Regions from separate parts of the Homo sapiens genome. Here regions 1, 2 and 3 are each linked to region 4. The links are chromatin contacts, found by Hi-C or POLR2A ChIA-PET in ENCODE. All regions are on one chromosome and are shown on one strand. Each heading gives the region's core, a stretch centred on a gene start or an enhancer-like site at or near the end of the contact. The rest is flanking DNA. Distances are from core to core; before and after follow the strand shown. Region 1 holds the start of LINC00921 (long intergenic non-protein coding RNA 921). Region 2 holds the start of MMP25-AS1 (MMP25 antisense RNA 1). Region 3 holds the start of TNFRSF12A (TNF receptor superfamily member 12A). Region 4 holds the start of TFAP4 (transcription factor AP-4).

Region 1 (3,705 bases), core at 841-3,340, 1.0 Mb after region 4:
GGGAAATGATCTAGGATGATTACCATCATTTGTGTAAGAAAGTGCCCCTGAGAACACCATGAAGGTGAATACAGCCTCGATATGCTTACCTGAAGACAGTAGTCTCGATGGGTAGGACTTAAATCCAATGTAGGAACTAGAAAAACAGACCATCTAGCTGGGTTTCCAAGCTTTTTTGTGGGCTGCAATACACTTGGATCAAAGGAAATCTTTCTTGAAGGTTAAATATGTAAAACAGTTAAAAAGTAGTGGCCGGTCTGGCATTAGTTGGGAGAGGGGGGAGGGGGTAGGAGGGAAGGAGGGAGGTCTATGCCTATGAAGCTCCTGAAATAAGAAACCTGGGCCGGGCGCGGTGGCTCACGCCTGTAATCCCAGCACTTTGGGAGGCCGAAGCGGGCGGATCACGAGGTCAGGAGAGCGAGACCATCCTGGCTAACATGGTGAAACCCCGTCTCTACTAAAAATACAAAAAATTAGCCGGGCGTGAAAATTAGCCGGGCGTGGTGGCGGGCGCCTGTAATCCCAGCTACTCGGAAGGCTGAGGCAGGAGACTGGCGTGAACTCGCGAGGCGGAGCTTGCAGTGAGCGGAGATGGCGCCACTGCACTCCAGCCTGGACGACAGAGCGAGACTCCGTCTCAAAAAAGAAGAAAGAAACCAGATGCATGTGCCTTCTTTGAGCCAAACCATTACCTCTCTGGCTCACAGCATGTTACTAGATTTGTTCAAAAGGAAAAAACAGAAGTTTCAGCAACCGTACTCTAGGGTTCTGAGGGGGCAGAGTTTGAGAATCCTTGCTCTAGCCCGCCTCTGCTGATTATAAGGGAGAAAACGGCAGTGCTGCTGTTAGGCTGATGTATCTGTTCCTTTCACAGCTTTGGTCATAACTGGTAATTACCATTTACTTGTTCTCAGCCTCCTTGGAACAGCGATCTTGCCTGACACGTGCACCCTCGCACGTGGCACAGTAAGTGGGACACATTAGGCACTCGGAAAATATTTGCTGTAAACATGAAAGAAGGGCGACAGGCTAATAAAGTGTGGAAGGGTTTTGGGGTCAGCACAGCCCCGGGACGTCCCATCCCCGTGGGCCGCGGGCCGCCCGGAATACGACGACTCCACTTGCCGGCGCTGCTCCCGGGATACCAGCGACAACAGCGGCTCAGTCCCGGCAAACGGCGCGTGGCCCCTCCGGCGAAAAGCAGCTATAGGCTGTTGCGGCTGCCAATCAGACCAACAGAGCCGCGACTCGGAGACCTCTGGGAGACGTGGGCCCCCGCTAATCCGCCCTCCAATTGGCTCGCGTGCTCCCGGGGCGCTCTGGGAGATGTGTTTCTGGGAGTGTTCCGCGCATGTGCATGCGTGAGGGCGGGGCGTCGGGGTCGGGCTGGAGTGTCTGTCGCGCCTTATGTGGGCCCCTCGGCAGAAGACGCACTTTCGGCAGAAGCCGCACTTTTGGCAGAAGCCGCCCTGGGTCCTTTCCCTCCCGCAGGCAGGCCGGGACCCCGGCGGGAATTGCGTGCAGGTCGGGTCTCGCTTGACCCCAGCGCCTCCCCGCGTCCGGGCACACTGCGGACAGTTCCTTTTTATTCTCTACCGCTACTTCCTCTTTATCTTCTGCCGCTCTTTCCACACGTCTCCTCCCCCAGGCCGCTTCCCTTTGGGGCGCCGGGCCAGGGAGGGGCTGCCGGACCGGAGACCCCGGACTCGCGCCGGTCTCCGCTCGGGCGTGGGGTCCGTGGGGCGTCGGCGGGAGGGGTCCTGGAGGAGACGGCTGTGCCGGGGCGGGACCCCCTGTCCTCTTAACAGACGCGCCCCTGACAGTCGTGCCAGTCGCCGCCCTGGGCTTTGGGGACGTCCGAGGACGCAGCTGGCGGTTCCTCCCGCGGTTCCCGGCACTGTTACTTCCCCGAATTCCCAGAACAACCCATTTGATAGGAAATGGAAACTGAGAAAAATCGAGTAATTTACTCACGTCACACGGCCACCAGATATTTGAATCTCGTATTTCCCACCACTTCGTGGCTTCCAGGCTCATAAACAAGAAGTTGCAAAACAGGGTGAGGCGTGGGAATGACAGCAGCACGGGGCGGGGAGTGGAAGGGCGGAGCACCTTAGAGGGCAGGATTCAGCAAACGGAACCTCAAAGGAAACAGTGTCAGTGCTGCTGCTTAGTTGGTAAGAAAACAAAGGGCCGGGCGCGGTGGCTCACGCCTGTAATCCCACCACTTTGGGAGGCCGAGGCGGTCGGATCGCGAGGTCAGGAGTTCGAGACCAGCCTGACCAATATGGTGAAACCCTGTCTCTACTAAAAAATACAAAAATTAGCCGGGCGTGGTGGCGCGCGCCTGTAGTCCCAGCTACTCAGGAGGCTGAGGCAGGAGAATCGCTTGAACCCCGGAGGCACATGTAGTGAGCTAAGATCGCGCCACTGCACTCCAGCATGGGCGACAGAGTGAGACTGCGTCTCAAAAAACAAACAAACAAAAAAAGGGAGTAGCTGCCTTCCAGACACAGTTTTGTTATTTTTCTGCCCCTTTCACTAGCCTGTCAGCCCTTTGGTGGCCGGGGATTGCGTGTCCAAAGCCTGGCTGCTAGTCAGGTTCCTATAAATATTGGTAGGACAGAGCGTATTAAAGTTTTTATTTTAAGATTTTTAAGCACAAGAAAGTTGAGAGAGTAACATGAATACTCACGTACTCTCCACCTAGATTTAATAATCAGAAAAAATTATGTGTGTAGGCCTTTATTTTTTACAAACCCTCTTGTTTAACGTTACCGCCTTCCAAATGAAGCTCATTGGTGAGTGGTGTGGGGATCTATTCAGAGCCCCATGACTGCAGCCCTTCAGCAGGGTTAAGGCCACCTGCCACACCCCACTTTGGGAAGCTGGCTTCCTCTCCTCTCCCTCCGTTTCCAAGCTGCTCAGGAGGTGCCCTCAGAAAGATCAGTTACAATTAGTGTTATCTGCGTAGGGGACTGGGCAGCAGATCTCATTGATCTGGGCTGGGATCGGCAGGTGGGTTGGTCCAAGTTGAGAGGGAGATCCTGCAGAAGCTCTTAGCTGCTGCAGGATTCAACACTAACTCCTTAAGGTAGCAACAAGGGCCCTTTGTAAAATCTGGCCAGAAACAGGTATCTTAGATGCATCTTCACACCCGCCAGTATCCAGTCTACCCTTATCATGTCAGCCCTGCTTTCAGAATCACCCAGAATCTGACCCTTCTGCCTCCACAGTGGTTCAGGGCCCTGCAGTCGCTTTCCTGCATTGTGACAATAGATTGCTTTCTCCTCTCTGTTTCCACCTTTCTCATCTCTTGTCTCTTATGGAAGCCAGAGTGTTCTCTTTTCTTTTCTTTCTTTTTTTGAAACAGTCTCACTCTTTCACCCAGGCCAGAGTACAGTGGTGCGATCACAGGTCACTGCAACCTCCGCCTCCCAGGTTCAGGTGATTCACCTCAGCCTCCAGAGTAGCTGGGACTACGCGCACATCACCACCACACTCAGCAAATTTTTGTATTTTCAGTAGAGACGGGCTTTCACCATGTTGGCCAGGCTTATCTCGAACTTCTGACCTCAGGTGATCCACCTTCCTTGGCTTCCCAAAGTGCTGGATTATATGTGTGAGCCACCGCGCCCGGCCCAGAATGTTTCTTTTAAAGCGTAACTCCAATTATGTCACTGCTCTGCTCAAACTTTCCAGTGT
Region 2 (3,515 bases), core at 1-2,500, 1.2 Mb after region 4:
TTCCTGGCAGCCCAGAATTCCCAGGTAACTGACCAAAGTCTCCTGCCTTCTGTCCTCATGCTGATCTGTTTGTATGAGCAACTGGGGCAACCCCTCGCATGGTTGCTGGGACAGCCGCCCACAGCCTCAGCTCCAGGAAGCACTAGGGGGTCACTGAGGCTGGACAGCAACTTAGGAAGTGGCCCCTAAGTGACTCTACCCATGGGGTTCAGGCCATCGGTGTGGCCTGAACATATTGGTCCTGGGGTGGAGGAACACTGCAGAGCCACAGAAATGCCACGAAACAGCCAGCTACTGCCCCCCACAATCCCCGCGACTAGTTAAAATGCAGATTCCTGACCCCACCCTGAGTGAGGATTCAGGGTGAGTGTGGGATCTGCAAACTTAAATTTCCCAGTGATTCTGATGTGGGATAGTCTAGAAGAATAGTTCCAGAGGCAATCATTTAGATCCTAAAACTGTGGGGAGTGGGGACAGGGTGAACGAGGTGCCCCCAGGTTCCACCCACCCCTCACTCTAGAGCTAAGGCCTCCCAGGAGGGAGTGCTGAGGAGGCAATGACCAGGCCTGAGCCAGGGTTCGGTCCCTGTCTTTCCACCAGCGTTGAGTTGATGGGAGTCAAGCTGTTCTCTCCAGGGTGCAAGCAGGGAAGGGGTTCTTGGGGATAGAAGGGTTCCCCATTGAATGGAAGGCAGTTCTGGGCCCAGGGAGGTGCCCAAGTTGGGTGGCCTGGGGAGGAGGAGGTGGGTGGCGGGGGAGCAACGGAAAAGGTTAACAGCCTGGAGAGCAAGGGTCGTCCCTCCAGCCACTGATTCCACCACCCAGGACGTGGCGCATGGGTCCTCAGGGGTGATATCTGGGCTGGTTCCGGGTCTGGGTCCCAGGTCCCCACCAGTGTGGCAGTGACTGTAGGGGGGCCTTGTGGGAGCAGAACGGGGTGAGAAACTGCGGGTGGGAGAGGGGCAAGGCACAGCTTCGCAGTCAGGCCTGTCCTCTAACGACCCAGGAATGCCAGACGCAGTGGCCAGGCGGGGCGGGGCTGCGGAGAGTCCCAGGACTGCGCTCCGAGAAAAGCTGGCTCTTCCTGGAAAAGGAAGGTCCTGCGGGGCCAGCGCGCGACCGGGGCTGCCGTCCCTCCGGGTGAGGCCGCGGGCCCGCCCCTTGTCCTCCCCGCCCCTCCCCGGGCTCGGGAGGCGGGGTCCGACCGCCCCCTGGCGGCAGCCGGGAGGGAACGACGGGGGCGACGACCGACGCATGGTCCCAGCGCGCGTGCGCCCCTGAAGGCGGGTTCCGGTGGCAGCGCCGGGGTCTCAGACCCTGAGGAGACTGAGCCCAGCGCCAGGCGACCGGTCCCCGCCGCCGCCGCCCCTGCGCGGGAGATCCCCCCTGCTTAGTCCGCGCCCGAGCCCCCGTCCGTGGGAACAGACAAGGGGCCTCCGCAGCGCCTCACAACCCCCGACCAGGTCCAGCGGCGGGGGACTCGGCCGTGGAGGGCGCTGTTCGGTCTGGATGGCTCCCCCCATCAGCGGGAGGCTACACCCCCCACCAGCAGGGGCAAGAGGAGCAGCGGGATGGGAGCAGGCCAACGTCCTGCGGCCTGGTTGAGCTCGCACTGACAATCGCAGGTTTCGGACACGGGGGTCGCTTTGGGGGGCCTGGGGGCGCGGGGACCAGAGCTCGGGGCGGGGCAGTCCAGCCAGTTGGGCCCCATGGGCTGGGGGGCGTCCGGCTCGGTCTTGATGCTGTTCTTGGGGAAGCGCCAGTAGTGGGCGCCCTTGAAGAAGTAGGTGTCACCTGGAGGAGCAGAGCTTGAGTCCCGGTCCCTCCCCGCCCCGCCGCTCCCTGATGCCCAAGGACCCCCATCCCCGCAGGGTGGCCTCCATGTCCCCATTCCCCACATCCCTCTCCCCACCCCCAGGCCCAGTAACCCGCAGGTCACCGCGCTCCCCACCTGCGTTGCTGACGGTGACATCGTCAGGGGAGGGGGGCGCGCCTTCCCAGAGGCTCAGGTCGCGAGGGTAGCCGGGGTCCGGGCGCGCCGCCGCCTCGTCGTAGCGCCAGTACTGCCGGCCGCGGACCAGGTAGGTCTTCCCGTTCTGTGGCCACGAGAACACGGCGTCCACCTCCTCTCCCGGGGGCAGCCCCAGCTCCGTGAGCGGCCGCGCCCCGCCCTCCAGCTGCCGGTCCTGGAACACCCAGAACTGGGGCCCTGCAGGGTGGAGGCCGGGAGGTCAGGGGTGGGCTCCCCGCGCCGGCCCCAGCGCGCCCCGCCGCCGGCCCCACTCACCGCTAAAGAGGAGGATTCGGCCGTCTCGGTGCCGAGCATAGGCGGCCTGCACCACCCTCACCTGGGCGGGCAGCCCCTCCCAGAAGCGGTGCAGCCGTGCGGGTCGCGGGGACACCAGCTGTCCGGAGGGCTGGAGGCGCCAGAACCAGGGGCCTGCAGGGGACAAAGGGGTTCGCAGGAAGGCATGAGACAGCAGGAGGTCTCCTCCCCCAGGGTGTGTGGCTGGGTGGGGAGGGGTCCCATCTGGAAATCAAGGGCGCAATGGATCTAGGGTGACCAGCCCATCCTGGCCCGCCTGAGACTTTTCCCTTTTTAGCGCTAAAAGTGCCAGGGCCTTGCCTGGTGGCTCAGACCTGTAATGCCAGCACATTGGGAGGCTGACACCGGAGAATCACCTGAGCCAGGAGATTGAGCCCAGCCTGGGCAATATAGTGAGACTCCATCTCTACAAAATAATAAAATAAATTACTAGCAAGGCGTGGTGGCATGTGCCTGTGGTCCCAGCTACCAGGGAGGCTGAGGTGGGAGGATCGCTTGAGCCCAGTATTTTGAGGCTGCAGTGAGCCATGATCACACCACTGCACTGCGGCCCAGGCAACAAAGCAAGACCCTGTCTCAAAGAAGAAAAAAGTTCCGCTTCCAGGGTAAGCCCACAGCCCCAGTGGGTCACTGGAAGTGGGCAGGAAACCAACATATATGAGGCCAAGTGAAATGACTCACCTTTGAAGAAGAAAGTTTCCCCTCGGATGTTGGCGATGGCGTCAAAATTGCCCTCACATCGATCAGGGATGGGGAAGGATGGGCTGGGGAGGAAAGGAGAGGTGAGTAGAGAGGGGGGTTTGTTTTCTCCAAGGCAGGGACCCCCACCATCCCCATCTCAGAGGACACTGAGGCTGGGCAGCTGGTCACCCAAGGTCTCCGAGTTGGTGGGGGACTCACCTGTGTGTGGGCGAGGCCGGGGGCTGGGGCGGAGGAGCCAGGGGTTTCCTTGTGGGCTTGTCATATGGGGTTTGGGGCGCCTTCCCTGTGAGGAAAGAGTCAGGCAGGTGTGCGTCCCCTGGCCCTGCTGCAGAGGACACTGGATGGGGCAATGATGGTTTCGCGGCAGGTCCCTCTCCCCCTACCATAGAGTTGCTGCAGGCCATCGCGGTCATCCTGAGACAGGCGGTACTTGTCAGGGTCGCCCACCGGACCCTGGTAGAAGGGCCTCATAATGGAGTTGGGGGCTG
Region 3 (3,361 bases), core at 299-2,798, 1.3 Mb after region 4:
CTCCCGCCGCGTCTGGGAGGCAGAGACTGGCTCTAGAATGGATGAATGAATGATGAGTGGGCGAGCCCCGGCTGGCAGGGGGCACATTGTCACTGGATCAGCGCCACAGCTGGGCAGCCCTCTCCGCCGGTCTCCTCTATGGGGGCTGCAAGATAAGAGGTGGGGTCGTCAGCAGCAGAGAAAAGGTCGAGTGCTGACAGGGCTGGGCAGGCCAGGGCACACTTACTGGTGAACTTCTCTCTCCTGCGGCATCGTCTCCAGACCAAAAAGCCAGAAAGCAGCCCCAGCACGAAGGTCAGGCTCAGAGCGCCCCCAAGGATGGGCCAAAGCAGCCGGAAGGGGGCAGGAGGTGCTGCAGCGCCTGGGGGCGGGACTCGGAGTCAGACCTCGCCCCTCTCCAGGCCAGCCCCGCCCCCTAAGACTGAGCCTTCTGCCTTCTCCCAAACGTGGCCTCCTCCCTGACCGGAGCCCCCTCCCAGCTCCCACCTCCTCCCGAATGATTTCCCAGATGCAAAGCTCTCGGCCCCGCTCTGCGCACCAGCCACCCTCCCTCCCAGTCTGGGGTCCGCTGGCCACTGGCCCTGCCCCCCACTCACAGCCCAGGCAGAAGTCGCTGTGCGGTCGCGCCCTGCAAGACGCGCAGTCCATGCACTTGTCCAGGTCCGCGCTCCAGGAGCTGCCGCGGGAGCAGGGGGCGGTGCCTGGGGAGGGGGCCTCGGGTCAGAGGCTGGGGGCGGGACTCGGCTATTCTGGGGTCTGAGGTCAGGGTCGGCCGGCTCGAATAACGTGAGTCACCGGCGCCCTCCCCGCGCATTCCTCACAGGTGACCGCACGGCCCGACCGGGACACGGCAGCTCCGGGAGGGAGGGCGTAGCGCGGGACGCTGGGGGTGGGGGGGGTCAGGTCCCCACAACCCCCCTGCCGCCGGCGGGTGACTCACTCCTGGGCACCGGGCCCGACCCCAGTCCCTCCCCCCGCATAGCTGGGCACTGAAGTCACCGGATGGAAGGGGGCACCCCACATGGTATAGAGGGCACAGACCCTAGTGCCTCTCGACGGCCTCCCCAACTCGTCGATCACTGGGGCTAGTTAGACCCTGTACGGACCAGGCTGGGGGCGTGCCCCTTCCTAGACTAAACATCCCGCCCTCACTCACTTTCTCTCTCCATTCGAAGTACTTCGGACTTGTGGAACTGAAGACCCCCCCCAACCCCAATTGGACGGTGGGAGAAACTGAGGCCCGGATTGTGAATGAAGCTTGGAGAGTGATGGAACTTCCCACAGCCGGGAGCGAGCTGTTTGAAGGCCACCTGACCCCAGATCCCCACATCCGCCTGTTCCCCCAGTTCGGCGCTGTTCTCCAGACACCCAGTCCGGCTCCCGAGCCCCGGCCCGGGGTTCCCCGACCCCGGAGTCCCGCGTACCTGGCGCTTGCTCCCCGGCCACGGAGCGCAGCAACGCCAGCCAGAGCCCCAGCACGAGGAGCCGCAGCAACCGGCGCAGCGAGCCCCGAGCCATAGTGCACGTCCTGCGCCCGCCGCTGTCTGCGCCCGCCGCCGGCCGGCAGGGACCCACGGCCGCCGCCCCGCCCCCGCCCCCGCCTTCCGGGGCGGAGCTCTCGCCTCCGCCCGCCTTGAGGTCCGCTTCGGGACGCCCCGCCCCGCGGCGCCCGCTCAGTTCAGTCATTCATTCAACAAAGTCCTGGCGCGGGAGCTGCCAGGACCCCGCAGGGACGCAGACCCCCTTCCTTGCCCAGCCGGTGATCTAGTCCAGCGTGCGTGGTGTGGGGAAATCAAAAATTAGACACGAGTGCTCGCTTCGGCAGCACATATAGAAATCAGACACGAACGGCCGGACGCGGTGGCTCACGCCTTTAATCCCATCAGTTTGGGAGTCTGAGGCAGGCGGATTACGAGGTCAGGAGTTCGAGAGCAGCCTGACCAACGTGGTGAAACGCCGTCTCTACTCGAAATACAAAAATTAGCCGGGCGTGGTGGCGCGCGCCTGCAATCCGAGCTACTCAGGAGGCTGAGGCAGGAGAATCTCTTGAACCCGGGAGGCAGAAGTTGCAGTGAGCCGAGATCGCGCCACTACACTCCAGCCTGGGCGACAGAGTGAGAGTCCGTCTCAAATAAATAAATAAATAAATAAATAAATAAATAAACAAACAAACAAACAATAAAAAGAAATCAGACACACGACCAATCCATGCAGAGATCACTGCAGCTTCCTTCCCCCCACCTCCCCTTGAGATTGCGTCTCACTCTTGCTCAGCCTGGAGTGCAGTGGTACGATCACGGCTCTCTGGGCTCAGGTGAGCCTCCCACCTCAGCCTCCCAAGTAGCTGGGACCACAGGCCCTGCCCCACCACGTCCGGCTAATTTTTGTATTTTTTGTAGAGACCAGGGTCTTACTATGTTGCCCAGGTTAGCCTGGCCACTACAGCTTTGTTAAGGGCCCGGGGGGTATAACAATTAAACCTGAGGTCAGGAGCTCGAGACCAGCCTGGCCAACTTGGTGAACCCCCGTCTTTACTAAAAATAAAAAAAAGAAAGAAGTTAGCCGGGCGTGGTAGTGGGCGCCTGTAATCTCAGCTACTCGGGAGACTGAGGCAGGAGAATTTCTGGAACCTGGGAGACGGAGGTTGCAGTCAGTCGAGATAGCGCCATTGCACTCCAGACTGGGCGACAGAGAGGGCCTCCATCTCAAAAAACAAAACAGGCCGGGCGCGGTGGCTCACGCCTGTAATCCCAGCACATTGGGAGGCCGAGGCGGGCAGATCACGAGGTCAGGAAATCGAGGCCATCCTGGCTAACACGGTGAAACCCCGTCTCTACTAAAAATACAAAAAAATTAGTCGGGGGTGGTGGCGGGCACCTGTAGTAGTCCCAGCTACTCTGGAGGCTGAGGCAGGTGAATGGCGTGAACCCGGAAGGCAGAGCTTGCAGTGAGCCAAGATCGCGCCACCACACTCCAGCCTTGGCGAGAGAGCGAGACTCCATCTCAAAAACAAACAACAACAACAACAAAAAACCAGCAACATAAAAATAATATTATCTGGCCGGGCGCGGTGGCTTAAGCCGGTAATCCCAGCGCAGTGCGAGGCCAAGGCGGGCGGATCGCTTGAGTCCGGGAGTTCGAGACGCCTGGGCAATATAACAAGACCCTGTCTATACAAAACAAAACATAAATTAGCTGGGCACGGTGGCGTGTGCTGCCTGTAGTCCCAGCTACTCAGGAGGCTGAGGCGGGAGGATCGCTTGAGCCCAGAAGGTCGAGACTGCAGTGAGCCGTGATCGCACCACTGCACTCCAGCCTGGGTGACACAGTGAAAATATTTCTCTAAAATAATACCAATAGT
Region 4 (3,614 bases), core at 548-3,047:
ATTCCTTGAGTCCCAGGAGTTCAAGACCAGGCTGGGCAACACAGTGAGACTCCTATCTCTATTTGTTGAAAAACAGTAAAAAGGTTTTTTTTTTTTTTTTTTTTTGAGACGGAGTTTCACTCTTGTTGCCCAGGCTGGAGTGCAATGACATGATCTTGGCTCACTGCAACCTCCACCTCCCGGGTTCAAGCGATTCTCCTGCTTCAGCCTCCCGAGTAGCTGAGATTACAGGCATGTGCCACCAGGCCCCCGGCTAATTTTGCATTTTTAGTAGAGACGGGGTTTCTCCATGTTGGTCAGGCTGGTCTCGAACTCCCGACCTCAGGTGATCCACCCGCCTCAGCCTCCCAAAGTGCTGAGATTACAGGCGTGAGCCAACGCGCCCAGCCGAAAGTTTTTTTTTTTTTTTTTTTTTTTTAAGTAGAAACATAGTAAGCCTTCCAGAGACTTTTTTTTGGTCAAGTGGTCTGGGATCTCTCCTTAGAGAAACTGCCTAACAGGTTGCTTCAAGGATTGGAGAGCGTGTAAGCAAAACTGCTCGGCATCCACCGGGTGCTGGCAACATCTAATAACAATATTTCCCAATAATAACAGTAACTATTGTTACTAGTAGGAATAAGTCAAATTAGGAGGCGCGATTTAGGCGGAACCTGGAAGGCGGTGGGCAGGATCCAGGACATTCCAAGGCAGGCGTGGGCTTCCTGAGCCAGGAGCCAACCCTCCAGGAGCCAGGGGAGGGCCTGGGGCCGGAAGGTGCGGCGTGCGAGCGGAGGACGGAAGCTCGCCGCCAGGGTCCCCGTCCCTGCCCCAAGTCGTCACCCCCTCTTGGGGAGCGCATCCTGGCGGAGGGGCAAGTCCCACACGGGCTTTGTTATGAATGGGAAGCTGCAGCCTTCAGCCCGCGGAGGGAACAGTGCGGGTCTGGGGGAATAGCAGGGGACCCGGCAGCAACCAGCAGACCTCCCCGCAGCGCTGGCAGCCTGCGCCCGGGGGCCGCTGCCGTTCAGGCCCGCCTCCACCCTCCCCTCCCTGCCGGGGCCCCCGGCTTCCTAGGGCGGCCCCAGCATCCGAGGCGCCCTTTGCCGTCCCGTCGCCGGGTCCAAGATTCCCAGGATCCGGAGTCCCGGCCGTGCGGCCAGCTAAGCAAGGCGGGAGGGAGGAAGCTGGCCGGCCTCCGAAGTCAGCCCCGAGTTACATGTGGGAAGCGGTGGCTGTGACGCAAGTTTCCAGGGGGCCCTGGGCTCGGCTCGAAGGGAGCACACCGGAGAGGCTCCGCTCCGTGCAGCTGCAATGGTGAAAAAGCAGAAGCCCCAAGCGCGAACCCCAGGCCGCCTTCCTTGCTGCCGCTGCACGCCCGACCCAGCCGCGCCCCCTCCTCCCTGCGGGCCGGCCGAGCGCGCGGACCCTGCTCTGGGCCAGTCGCTGCTGGACTCCGGGCTGCACGGGCTGGGCTCCCTGCGCGGTGGCTGGCCTTTTTTTTTTTTTTTTTGCAACGCTTGCCAACCTGTCAGCTGATGGACCTCATCACCCATAGTGGCGCATGTAGCTCGGCCGCAGCTCGCTCCATTCACGCCGCGCCCCGCAAGCCCGCCCGCGGCCCCCGGCCCCCTGCGCCCCGCGAGAGGCCTGCAGACCCCGGTTGCAGCCGGTCCCCGGGGGCCCGCGCCCCTCTCGCCCCGGCCTCGCGCCGCCCGGGGGGCGCTGCAAATAGTCCTTTGTTTACATGCAATTCCTTACTCCGCGGAAGGAGGCCGGGGGAGTGCTGAGTTTTCACCAGCTGTTTCCCGCCTTGAAACAGACATCTGATCAGCTGCAAACACACACACACACACACACACACACACACACACACACACACACACACATACACACGCCCGGGGAGGCAGGCCGGAGAGACCTCCCTCCCGCCCCTCCCGCCCGCCTCCCTCCCCTCGCCGCCGCCGCCGCCGCCAGCATCTGGGACCGGCCGATTCTGCACCTCCGTCCGGCGCTGCCCTTTGATTCGGATTTCCATCTTGCATTCTCCGGCTGATCGCGGGACCTGGCTCGTGCAGAGGAGGGGGGCCGATCGCTATGGAGTATTTCATGGTGCCCACTCAGAAGGTGCCCTCTTTGCAACATTTCAGGAAAACAGAGAAAGAAGTGATAGGAGGGCTCTGTAGGTGTGTACTCCTCCTCCCCCCACCCCCTTCCTACCACTGCAGCCCCCGGCCAGCCCGCCCGGGCGGGCGCGCGTGTGCGCACGCATGGCCCGCGCCGCCGACCCCGCTAGCCTTTCTTAGCTGCCGGGACGGCTGCAGCCCCACACGCCGGGTCCGCGCCGCCCCGGGACCCTCCTTCCTTGGAGCATGGGGGCCCCAAGCGGCCCCGGCCACTTTTGTCCGCTGCAGGCGGGCGAGTCGCGACGTTTGTAAATTGCAAACAGACCCACGTGGTTCTGCAGCAGTCCCGGCCATGCTTGGTGCTGGTGGCCTTCCCCCCCGCGCTTCCTCTTTCCCCCTCCTGCGGCGGCTTCCTTCCTCTCCTTCCTTCCTCGGGATCTGAGGTCGTCCCCATCCAAGGGGGTCTGGGGGCCCGGGGCGCGCGTGGGGGTGTAGCTAGGGCGGCTACAATGCAGCCATGCCGCGGCTCCCGGCGCGGGGTGGGGGCGGGGAGCCGGGCACTGTGCGTGTTTGCAGAGCGGGGCTGCAGCGGGGTCGGGGGCGTGCTCGCGTGTGGGTGTTGGGGGTGGGCGGACCCCGAGGGGCCCGCGCGGCCGGTAGGGGCGCCGCGGCCCGGGGCACGTTGGCTGCCGCTCGCTCGCCCGCCCGCGCCCGGGCGCTGTTTACTAGCGAGGCCTGGACGTGACTCTGCAGCCCTCTTGGAGTAGGCGGACCTCTGCGCGCGGCCTCGCGGGAGCTGTAGTTCTCCGTGTCCTGCTGGTGCAGCATTGTGGGATTTGTAGGCGCTCCTGGGCCACGCTTTCCCTGCACAAAGCTCGGCCCCCGCGGGCACGATGGGCAAGGCAGGCCAGGTGGGCAGGCCATTTGGGGAAGGGACACCTGAGGCCGCCCCTAGCCTCGCAGGGCAGCTTCCCGCCGCACGTGGGTTTCCTCTGCAAACTTTCCCATCCAACGCCCCTCCCCCCTGCCGTAAACCGAAAGCGTCGGGTCCCCCAGCCGGGTGGGTGGCCCGAGGTCCGCAGGCCTCCCCAGAAGCCACTTTGCAAGCTTTGGTCCTAGGTTGCTCTAAACCCAAAGGGTGATGGACTCAAGGACCACACACAGCCAAACCACCCCGCACACTTCTTAAAATGCACATGCCTGGAACTCTGATCGCTGGGGCCCGGACATCTGCATTTTGAACGACCCCCTGGGCGTGGTGTGGGGGAGGTGGGCGTTCTACGGCGTGCGCAAGTTTGGGACCTGTGGCCCCTTTCCTGCCGCGCTGCTCCAGGAGCGAAATGGCTCCCCAGGGCTGGAGCCACGTGCTCTGCCGCCCGAGGCAGTCTGGGCGGGGATTGAGGGAGGAGGAGCCCGCCGGTGTGGCACAGGCTGGTGGACGCTAGCGCCTGCAGAATCCGGCCTGGAGGGAAGGTTGCTGCACACGTGTAGACACTCCTGCCCAACCCTCTG

Evidence for each region. A loop is a pair of places that touch in the nucleus more often than their neighbours do. ChIA-PET counts read pairs that join two places held with the same protein, here RNA polymerase II (POLR2A). Pooled maps may share reads with other maps.
Region 1: a loop to region 4 is called in a pooled map, with 9 times the contacts of the local background. The contact joins the promoter of LINC00921 here to the promoter of TFAP4 in region 4. A Hi-C loop is called at or near these places in 1 of 37 single-sample maps with no recorded cell type and 5 of 50 pooled maps. POLR2A ChIA-PET finds 5 or more read pairs at or near these places in 1 of 52 experiments (naive thymus-derived CD8-positive, alpha-beta T cell).
Region 2: a pooled map shows a loop between it and region 4 (5-fold over the local background). The contact joins the promoter of MMP25-AS1 here to the promoter of TFAP4 in region 4. A Hi-C loop is called at or near these places in 1 of 50 pooled maps. POLR2A ChIA-PET finds 5 or more read pairs at or near these places in 2 of 52 experiments (GM12878 and naive thymus-derived CD8-positive, alpha-beta T cell).
Region 3: a map of CD14-positive monocyte shows a loop between it and region 4 (11-fold over the local background). The contact joins the promoter of TNFRSF12A here to the promoter of TFAP4 in region 4. A Hi-C loop is called at or near these places in 1 of 168 maps with a recorded cell type or tissue (CD14-positive monocyte) and 10 of 50 pooled maps. POLR2A ChIA-PET finds 5 or more read pairs at or near these places in 1 of 52 experiments (BJ).

Annotation. Positions count from the first base shown.
Region 1 is chr16:3,262,153-3,265,857 of GRCh38, reverse strand. LINC00921 (long intergenic non-protein coding RNA 921) reads right to left here and starts at 2,090. Exons shown (of 2, transcript NR_033904.1): 1 at 90-2,090. RefSeq lists enhancers at 1,110-1,179, 1,330-1,429, 1,870-2,029 and a silencer at 1,670-1,849.
Region 2 is chr16:3,057,105-3,060,619 of GRCh38, reverse strand. It overlaps MMP25-AS1 (MMP25 antisense RNA 1), which reads left to right and starts at 1,250. Exons shown (of 5, transcript NR_123723.1): 1 at 1,250-1,624; 2 at 1,918-2,080. MMP25 (matrix metallopeptidase 25) reads right to left here. Exons shown (of 10, transcript NM_022468.5): 5 at 3,411-3,515; 6 at 3,226-3,310; 7 at 3,007-3,089; 8 at 2,287-2,439; 9 at 1,951-2,208; 10 at 1-1,793. The coding sequence ends at 1,522. LOC124900372 (sialidase-like) reads left to right here and starts at 1,250. Exons shown (of 3, transcript XM_047435000.1): 1 at 1,250-1,624. RefSeq lists an enhancer at 107-1,012 and silencers at 1,051-1,520, 1,981-2,030, 2,171-2,300, 2,331-2,380.
Region 3 is chr16:3,018,555-3,021,915 of GRCh38, reverse strand. TNFRSF12A (TNF receptor superfamily member 12A) reads right to left here and starts at 1,548. Exons shown (of 4, transcript NM_016639.3): 1 at 1,425-1,548; 2 at 597-701; 3 at 227-361; 4 at 1-145. The coding sequence starts at 1,518. The coding sequence ends at 90. RefSeq lists enhancers at 1-480, 20-1,219, 1,126-1,770, 2,539-3,134 and silencers at 460-629, 1,480-1,699.
Region 4 is chr16:4,271,206-4,274,819 of GRCh38, reverse strand. It overlaps TFAP4 (transcription factor AP-4), which reads left to right and starts at 1,797. Exons shown (of 7, transcript NM_003223.3): 1 at 1,797-2,162. The coding sequence starts at 2,074. RefSeq lists silencers at 853-1,502, 2,223-2,272, 2,633-2,792 and enhancers at 651-1,626, 1,923-1,972, 2,873-3,062, 2,604-3,580.